Regions from separate parts of the Homo sapiens genome. Here region 2 is linked to region 1. Evidence: read pairs that join two places in POLR2A ChIA-PET (ENCODE). Cell type or tissue: IMR-90. All regions are shown on one strand. Region 1 has its middle 59 kb from the start of DNAJC10. Region 2 overlaps NCKAP1 (NCK associated protein 1).

Region 1 (5,000 bases):
CATGTAATCTGATATATGCTTTAAGTCCTTTTGGGGCAGGAATGGAGACATATTTATGGCATACACATGAAGTAACCTCTCAGGGTCCCTCCTCAAGTGAACCTAGCCTTCCCTTCAATGAATGGGCTCTGGCTCTGTGAACTAGCTCAGATCTCTCTAGCTCAGTCTGGAATCTATTCATTGTCCACCATCCCATCTGACATCAGTCTTCTGTTCACAACTCTTTTTTTTCCATTTCTTGATGTTAACAAGCTGTACCTCTAATGGGCTTTCCATGTCTCTTCTATTGGGAACACCATGATGTATGAACACTTGCCACAGGTCCCAGTGGGTCAAGGCCTCCTGGTTATTCATCTGGCCTTTTTGCTCATTTGTCCTGTCTAAGGTACCACCATTTGGCCTCAGAAATTCTGGAATCCTATCATTCCTATTTTGTCTAGGCAACCACAGATGCCAATCCCCAACTCTCAACCATAGCGTAAAGAGGATAGTAACTACAGAGCTTCTCGAAGATGCCAATGTCTGCCTCAAGGTGCATTCCTTATTGCTTTAGTGAATGAAGTGTCATCAGGGCTCTCCCCGGGAACAGAGGCAGGAATGAGAGTTTTCTAGTCTCCCATAATAAATCCATTCTAACATGCCCACTTCCCTGAGCTTCTAACTCCATTCCTCAATACTCTGTCTAAAGGTTCTGGCTTCTCTAACTAGCTTCAAAGAGCCATCCTAGCAGGGCATTATGATGGACTCCAGGTGTTTTCACTAGGATGTTAAATCTTGAGTCATGGGAAGGTGAACCCAAGTCAATAAACTCTCCACTTACCAGCCTTATATTCTGCACCAAGCCCCTGGCTAATGGCCACAAGATCTATTTCCACACCTGCATACCTAGTTCCTGTTGGTACAGCCTATCCAGATCCTGCCATCCTTTAAAGAGTAAACTATTCCTCCCAGACTTTTCTCCTCAAGGAATGCTCAGATTTGACCCTTATTTCTAGCCTCTAGACAATGAGAGAAGGAAGGAAAACATGCATTATTTTGCAAGGCATTTGCCTGTGTTGAGGTCTTTCAGGAGAGTTTTCTTTTTCCCCGGCAAGGAGAGGATACTCTCCTCTAGCCAGTAGGTGGGGGTCACCTCTGACAGCACAGGAGAATAAAGGGTTCAAAATTCTCTGGCACATCCACCAAATGTCTTCATTCCAGTTCTCAAGTTTCCGTGATCTGAGCCCTGAATCTAATTTAGGAAACCTGCCAAGGCTTCTCACTCCATCTCCTTTGCAACTTGACCACTGTCACAATTAAATTCCAGTCCCAATCTATTCTCTGGCTGCAGGAGATAAAGATCACTTCAAAAACTGCCTTGAAGGCCTGCTGGGTTTCACAGTGTCCTGATTGATGGTTGGCTGACCTGACCCTGTGGTTGTCCTTCATCAAGCCTTTTAAAGCAGTTAGCAAAGGCCAGACAATTATACAGTCATTATTTCCCCCACATCATTCTATTACTGTAGCTGCCAGTATTTTACCTTCTACCTGTTGCAAGTGCAATCCACTACAGGTAAGATTCTTAGCCATCATGATACCACATTACCCCAGGAGTTCTCATCATTCCACTGAGCACCAACACATCAGTTTTCTTCCAAAAGACCTCTGAGACACATGAAGTACAGATTTAGAAATGAAGTATAGATCTATATTTGATAGTAATGAAAATAACATTCATTACAATCAAAACCTCTAAAAATCTGAGTGGTTTGACTCTATCTTACTTTTGTCAAGCAGCCAACTTGTGATTTAGCTATAATGCACATTCTATGATAATTTCACTTTGAAACTATAAAAATGGAAAGATGGGAAGAGCAAAAGAAAATCATCACTTTCATCACTTAGCTATACTGGATGAGGTATCAGGAATATGGACTGATGACCAATAAAGTAAGACAGACTCTACTCTGAGCCCTGGGATGAGATTTTAAGTTCTGCAGAAAATGGAAACGAATCTTTAAAATGTCCTTTTACTTAGTCTTCAATGAGTAGCTGTACCTAAAACAAGAAAAGCCTATTTGCAGAAATTCAAATAATCATTAAACTGTATTAGGCATACCATATTTGTATTCCTTCATTTATTTTTATTTTATTTGAAAACTTTCCAATAGTTCAAAACTACATGCTGGTATTATCTCATTTAATTTTTAAGTATTCATACAATAGATCCTGAAAACACATACTGAAATAGAGCTTGGCCAGACTTAGGATGGTGTGATTAGTCATTTTCTTCTTTTCTCTTATCTATGTTTTCTAAATTCCTTACAGTAAAAATGTATTATATGCAGAATAAAACACAACTGGCCAGGTGCGGTGGCTCATGCCTGTAATCCCAGCACTTTGGGAGGCCAAGGTGGGCAGATCACAAGGTCAAGAAATCAAGACCATCCTAGCCAACATGGTGAAACCCCCTCTCTACTAAAAATGCAAAAATTAGCTTGGCTTGGTGGTGCATGCCTATAGTCCCAGCTACTTGCGAGGCTGAGGCAGGAGAATCGCTTGAACCCGGGAGGTGGAGGTTGCAGTGAGCCAAGGTCGCGCCACTGCACTCCAGCCTGGTGACAGATCGAGACTCCGTCTCAAAAAAAACCCAAAACAAACAACACAACTATATTACGTTAAATTTTTTCAACCGCATTTAGAATATCAAATAGTTGCTTGAGCCAAGTAATGTGTCAGACATACATTTTATTGTCCTACCTCTACCAAATATTCCAACTTAGTCCTTATATTTAACACTATTACAAATATAAATCTCCAGTGAAGATGATGTCAGCCCTAACAACAAAAGTGATTAAGGATAAACAAATATATAAAAAATACTTGCCAGACCTTAGCAAAATCCTAAGTGGGCAGGATTTATTTTATATTGCTACTCTACCTTCTCTTTCTATACCTTTCACTAATCCATGCCCATCTTTTCATCATGTATCCAACGGTCTTAAGCTGTAGAGCTTCTGTGACATCAGAGAAAAATAACAAAAACACCTGATAAATTTATGTTTCCATGGGCATATGCTATTTCTTCTAGGAATATTTACATTGTAAAAATAAATATTAATAATGAAAAATAGTGAAATTTTAGACATTAGTAGGAGGTATATTTTTTGCTTCCAATTCTCCTAAAATCAACCATGTGGGAAGCCCCAGGTGGCTAAAAACATCTCTAAGTTTAGCTGTCCCTTTGTAGATGAGAGATCATCAGCAATAATGTGTTATAATGGCTTCTGTATCAGATAGAGACCATTTACTGTGTAACTTTGGAAAACTTATTTAAGACTACTCAGCCTGAGGTTTTGTAGCTATAAAATGGGAATAATATCTACCCTGCAAGGCAGTTGTGAGAAGAACAGTAATGACATAATGTGTGTATCGCATAGTACCTAGCACATAAACAGCTTCTCAGTAAAAAAAAAAAAAAAAAAAAAAAAACAAAAAAACTTTTCTTCCTGCCTTTCCTCCTGTGTTAGTTTCCTAGGGCTGCCATAACAAAGTACCACAAACTACATGGCTTAAAATATCAGAAAAATATTCTCCCATTTCTAGAGGCTAGACGTCCAAAGTCAAAGAATCAGCAAGGCTGGTTTCCTTTGAAGGCTCTACATATGAATCTCTTCCATGATTTTCTCCTAGATTCTGGTGATCACTGGCAGTCCCTGATGTTCCTTGCCTTGCAATTGTAACACTCCAATCTCTGTCCCAGCCATCATATGGTATTTTTCTGTGTGCACCTTTGCCCTCATATGGCCTTATTAGAAGGACACTGGTCATTATATTTAGAGCCTACTCCAATCTTAACCTCATCTTAATTTGATTATATGTGCGAAGATGCTGTTTCAAAACTAAGGTCACATTCACAAGTTCCAGAGGTTTGCACTTCAACGTATCTTTTTAAGTGATGCAGTTCTACCCACAGCATCGTGATTCTATAATGACATAGCATAGGTGGATTCCACAGTGTAACTGAGAGACTAACCCAAGTAAAGATGATTGAAGGAGTGGTACTCTATTAATAAGCGTAACAAGAACATGGTAGAAGCAGCTCAATAAGTGAGAAATGTTTGTCATTTTGTGCTGAATATAGCAATCATGTACACAAATAGTATAAGTTCTCTCAGTCATTCAACATTTTATCAGTTCAAGGGCAAAATTCTTTTGGATATGAGATGTCCAGAAGTTTCTCTTTGTATGCATACAAGTGCACTTTACTGCCATTTCCCACTCCTTCTTAAATTCCATTACTTTCAAACACTGGCAAATCTTTTTTCCCATTTTGAAAAAGGGTGAAATTTCTGCAAATTCTCACTGCAAGCCATCATACTATTGACAGGGACTGGAACACGGAATTGAAAGAAAAACTCATTTCTTACTACACTCTTTTTACCTATTTGAATTTATAATCTGCCTATATTACCTATTTAAAATAATTAAATTTTAAAAGTTACCTGATATCGACCCACTTATACCATCCATCTCTCTATTTGTAAGTTCCATCTACTTAACAAAAGCCTCTTGCCAAGCAGAATGTCTTCATCAATCTCCAAACCTCATGAATATTTCTATTCTGAATATTTTTTCATTCTTTCTTAGGAAATTTGTCTCTAGACAATGAAATGTTGTTAAGGAATAGTCTAAGTGTGAAAGGCTGAGAAATCCTTGAATAAATCTGTTAACTGGACTATTTTACATTTGTTCCCTTTATAAATAAGATTTACAGCCTCATAAAAATACAAGGAAAACATGAAGCAGACAAGAATCATATGCCAAACATAAATGATAGGGCATAATAGAAATAAAACCAATTCATAAAGAGTTGTACATAAATCTTGAGGTAAATGAAATAGTCATTCTTTGAAATGAGTTCAGAGTTGCACAAAATAAGATGATATCCCTCCAATTCTATAAAGTTATGTCTCTATTATTTTATGAAAACATGAGATATATTTATAAACTCTTTCTAC
Region 2 (5,000 bases), 290 kb after region 1:
CAGTTCAATTGCTGAAAAAATAGTTCTCTCTACTCTCCTAAATGAGTCACTCTCAAGTGAATCGTTTCTTTTTCCAAATTATAGAAAAGATTTAATAAATTCTATTTAAAGACAAATTTGATTTATATGGGTCATTAACATTCAACAATTTAGATTTTGGTTTTGGCCAATTCCAAAATGGCCAATGAGTTAGAGGTAATGAGTCACCATTAATTATTATACACAAAATTCAAGTAAGCAGAATCTTGACAAACGACTATGAATTTTATTTTGAAAACTTGCAAATTCTGTTTGGAATTTTAACAAATTCCATTGTTTCAATTCCACAAATGAGAGTTAAATAAAGTACTGAACACTGCAGCGGATTATTTGCTTCTAATTAGATGGAACAGTCAAAAGACTGTTAGTAGGAAAGTAAATAGGGTTAAGGCCAATGGGGTTGTCAAATGAGTATTAAAAAATGGGAGAAAACATGAAAAAAACAAAACTAATAAGAATAAAGGAGTAGAAAATATAAGTAGCTAGTAAACCAATGTACAATAACAAAAGAAAGATCAGGAGAGTTTTAAAAACTAATTTCCTACTTATTCATACTCCTCCCTATAATGCTACCACGTCTATTTTTTTGTTTTTTAAAGTATCATATAATAAAAATGACCTTTTCTTTTCCTTTTGGTATACAGCTCCATTTTTTTTTTCTTTGAAATAGAGTTTTGCTCTTGTCGCCCAGGCTGTAGTGCAATGGTGCTATCTCAGCCGACTGCAACCTCCATCTCCCGGGTTCAAGCAATTCTCCTACCTCAGCCTCCTGAGTAGCTGGGATTATAAGCATGTGCCACCATGCCTGGCTAATTTTTGTATTTTTAGTAGAGACAGGGTTTCAATATGTTGGCCAGGCTGGTCTGGAATTCCTGATCTCAAGTGATCTGCCTGCCTTGGCTCCCAATGTGCTGGGATTACAGGCCTGGGCCACCACACCCAGCCCCAAATGTTATCATGTACAGATCTGTGTTACCACTATGTAACACACAGTGATATGTGTCGTATGACACATATGATAGATTTGTATCACCACTATGGTGAACAGTTTCATCACCCTAAAAATCTCCCTCATTGCTTTCCCTTTATAGTCCTGGCAACCACAGATCTGTCCTATAAGGTAATCTTTAATTTTTATTCAATAAGAATTAAATAAGTTTTACAGGATAAAATAGCCTAATAAAGTGATTCTCTAAAGCATTTAAGAGAAAAATGTCAAATATGAAGTATGTTAAATACATGTATGGCTTTAGTTTTCTTCTGGATTATTTTTTGTTTAGGAACATAAACTTGTTCTCTGGCTTTCTCAAATACAAAGAATATTTTATTTGGGATTTCATTTTTTTTTTTTAGTGTTGAGAAGGCTTTTAAATTAACCAAGAAGTATGACTTTAAAATAATTTTTCATTGTAACTTTAACAGTTCAAGTAAAAAAAGCAAAAGAAAATAACATTAGATCAAGTATATCTAAAACAGTTATCTGCTTGAACACACTTTAATACTTAAGATTCACTGTGATTTCACAATATACCTCCCACAAAGAATCAATGTCAAGAAGACATTACAATTTTTTTTTAAGTTGTAGGTTCAGGTTTTCATCAATCTTAGCTAATAACAAAAAGAAACAAATTACTGATCACTTAACAACATGGATGAATAAATCTCAAAAACATTATGCTAAGTGAAAGAGGCCAGACACAAATTTAATCTATAGTGACAGAAATAAGATCAGTGGTTGTTTGGCCTGGGGCCAGAGACTGGGGTAGGAGACCAACTACAAAGAGATAGCAAACAATTTTTCAAACTGATGGAACTGTTCTATATCTAGACTGTGGCAATGGTTATATGAATGCATCCATCTGTCAAAATCCAAAATACCGTTTGCTTAAATGGTACATTTTATTGTATGTAACTTATACGTATAAAGTTGATTTTTAGAAAGTTAACAGGCTCAGAAGCTAATCCTTTTAGTCTAAATTAATGTAGATTTACTGTATTAAATTTAATGGGTTCAAAACCAAATTGATACTGGTAATATTCATGAACTAGCGACACATAGTAGACTAAGAGTATGGTTAAGAAAAATTGTGAAACAGATAAGCCACACACACACTTATATGATCCTTTGACTGCAAAAATGTTCTAGTTCTCTTCATAAGCTAAAGAGTACTTTTCATAATTTACTACTTGTATTTATGTTACAAATTTTGAGCCAAAGCTAAATACTGAGTATCAAGATCTTCTTATGTTTATAAAAAGTATCATGAGTTACCCACATGATAATCTTTTAAACAGTGCAGCCATCTGGTCTGGTTTGTCAAAGCTGGTCCTCATTTGTGTTAACACATCAACATTCTCCACCACAAGTTTCTAAAAAAAAAAGAAAGATCCTAGGTCAGGCACAGACCTCTTTGTGTTAATGAGATAAGAGCATGCTTGGAAATTACAATCTGGCAAGTAGGAAACACAATTCATGAAATCCAGACGCTCTATGCTACATATATTTTTTTGTTGTTTCAATAAAAGCATCTGAAAATTATTTATATAAGCTTAGTGTTTCCCTTCAGTTTACAAATTCAAGAAGGAAGGAGTTCAGGAAAAGCAACAAAGGTAAGTAGTAGGATAAAGAATCATCTTATGCTTACTTAGACGCTGAACGGCATCAATAATAAAAAGTAGACACTAAAATGGACATAGCAACAAATTCCAACTGAAACAAAAAAACTAGCTAAAGTTAAACCTGGCCAAAGGCAGGCTAGAGTATGCCTGTAGACAATGAGTATTACTGGATACATACAAGTAGAGGGAGAATGACTTGTTATGGTATGGTACCACTTGATGGGGATTATATAATAGTAATGTTTCCCAACAAAAATTATAAAATGGAAGTATAAACTATCTACTCCTCTTTCACAGACCACTGAGAAAAGGGAAGAGAAAAGAAGGAAGAGATATAAATAAGGGAAGGGTGTGAAGGATAACTATTCAAGAAAAGTATAACTCATTGAAGAATGTTCTCCTCAAAAGAAACATTACAAAGTAATTTAAAAATTATAACACAAATGTAATTAATTTCATTCTGTCAGAGATAAGCCTAGACAACAATAAACCGAGTTTCTAAAACAACAAAGAGAGAAGTGAGAGAGACATTCTGCTCTTTGTTGCAGTTACCTGTGCGGTCTGCTTTCACCACTAAGTTCACCACTATCACACTTCCCAGTTCTTTCACAATGTAAGTGAAGTTTATAATTTAATTTCTGATCTCTATATCTCTACAAAGTTCTTGTAAATCAGAATTTTCTTTACTTTTGTTCTCTATAATGGTTCTCAGCCCTTGTACACATCACAATCACCTGTGGTGCTCTTTCCAAATACACATATCCATTGCTTCATTCTTGGTTATTTCAATTCAGCAGACCTGGTTGGGAAGGTGCAGCAAGCATATAAAGTGCCATGGTGTTTTTTACAAACGAAAGGTTGATAACATCTGATTTAAGGGAAAAAAACTACACAGAAAATCCATAAAAATACTTTTTTTGAAAACATTAGTATAAGTTTTGTTTAGGTTGCTTGATGTTATTACTTCAGATTGTTTCTTATTATGCTGCTAATCAGAAGTTAAGCTCTAGTCACATTTATTTGCTGAATTTAACTTCTATGGTCTCTGATTAGGCTGCCTGCTCTCTCTGGGCCAAAACAAAACTCTCCAAATCTAAAACTGGATTCAATACACACTCAAACTCTATGCCCAAGCCTGATAGTGACCATGCACTTTAAACATCGTATCACATATCAGTGAATCAACACCATCGAATTTAAAATGCACCTTATTCTATGTGTCACTAAAAGGAAAAAAAAAACCCAACTACTAACACTATAAGATACATACCATTTCAGAAATACTGATATATGTTTAATAATAAGAGCAATTATAACCATTTGTTAAGCTCTTATACAAGGTAACTTATAATCATATTTACTATAATCCAATTAAGGTAGGTAATATTCCAAGTTTACAGCTGAGGAAACTAAGGTCAGAGAAGTTGGATAACTTGCCCAAAGTTACAGTGATATTCAACAGTTAATTTGGAATTTGAATTCGGGTATGTCTCACTTTAAAATCCATGTTCTTAATCCCTAAAGAAATGGTTCCCCATCTTTTGTGCGCATAAAAATTCTCTAGAGAACTCCTTACAAACACACATTGCTGGGTCCCAGCCCCAGAATTTCTGATTTAGCAGGTCTGAGACAGAGAACAAAAACCTGCATTTTTAACCAGCTCCAAAGTAATGCTTCTTCTGCTGGTCTGAGAAGTAAAATTTGTGAACCATTACCCTAAATTATTTGCTGGCTTACTATTTTTGCTCTCTATAAAGTTATTGATTAATCTCACTGATGAATAAACTGAAAGCTGGCAGTAATAATAGGAATTACCAATGAAATGGTTTAGAATAAGTTTAGACAAAGCAAGTGAAATAAATCAAGATTTTTTTTAAAAAAAAGTTTGATATAATTTAGTTGGTATTGTGTTAAAAAGAAAGTGTTAAATTCTTGGCAAAATTCATATTTAAATTTCCTACTTCATTTGAAAAAATGTCCTTTAGGATCCCATGAAGAACTAGAAGAACTGATCTGTAAAATGCCAAAACAATTCTTTTGGCAGACTGGAAGGAGAAATGGACTCAACGCGCACAACCCCAAATAAAACACCCAAGAATTTTCGTAGAAAAAAAGACGGTTGCTTTCTTCTCCTGAAAGGAATAAACATGTTTCACCATAAGTACACGTACATAGTGTTGATTATGTCTGACACACAATTTATTCACAACCATCAAATATAAAAAAGCTCTACTTCTTTAATTAGCACACAAATTACCCTATAAAACAAAAAGGTCCTCGGCTAAAACAGGAACTAAAATAATTAAGATCACCTTTAAGATAAAAAGAAAAAGATTGAATCA

The links. ChIA-PET counts read pairs that join two places held together with the same protein. Peaks named below come from ENCODE experiments on the same cell type or tissue, not always from the same donor. Only the 100,000 strongest peaks of a DNase experiment are listed, where the experiment ranks them.
Region 2: POLR2A ChIA-PET joins it to region 1 with 9 read pairs; 2 of 35 experiments call an interaction of 5 or more read pairs at or near these places.

What each region holds. Positions count from the first base shown.
Region 1 is chr2:182,654,602-182,659,601 of GRCh38, forward strand. It overlaps a transcript of PDE1A not described here. Among named protein-coding and RNA genes, the nearest start is that of DNAJC10, 59 kb to the right of the region's middle. In IMR-90, no CTCF peak of the experiment used is centred here; no DNase peak of the experiment used is centred here.
Region 2 is chr2:182,939,755-182,944,754 of GRCh38, forward strand. It overlaps NCKAP1 (NCK associated protein 1), which reads right to left. Exons shown (of 31, transcript NM_013436.5): 24 at 2,316-2,409. Among named protein-coding and RNA genes, the nearest start is that of FRZB, 76 kb to the left of the region's middle. In IMR-90, no CTCF peak of the experiment used is centred here; a DNase peak (open chromatin) is centred at 2,337; H3K27ac peaks cover 829 bases.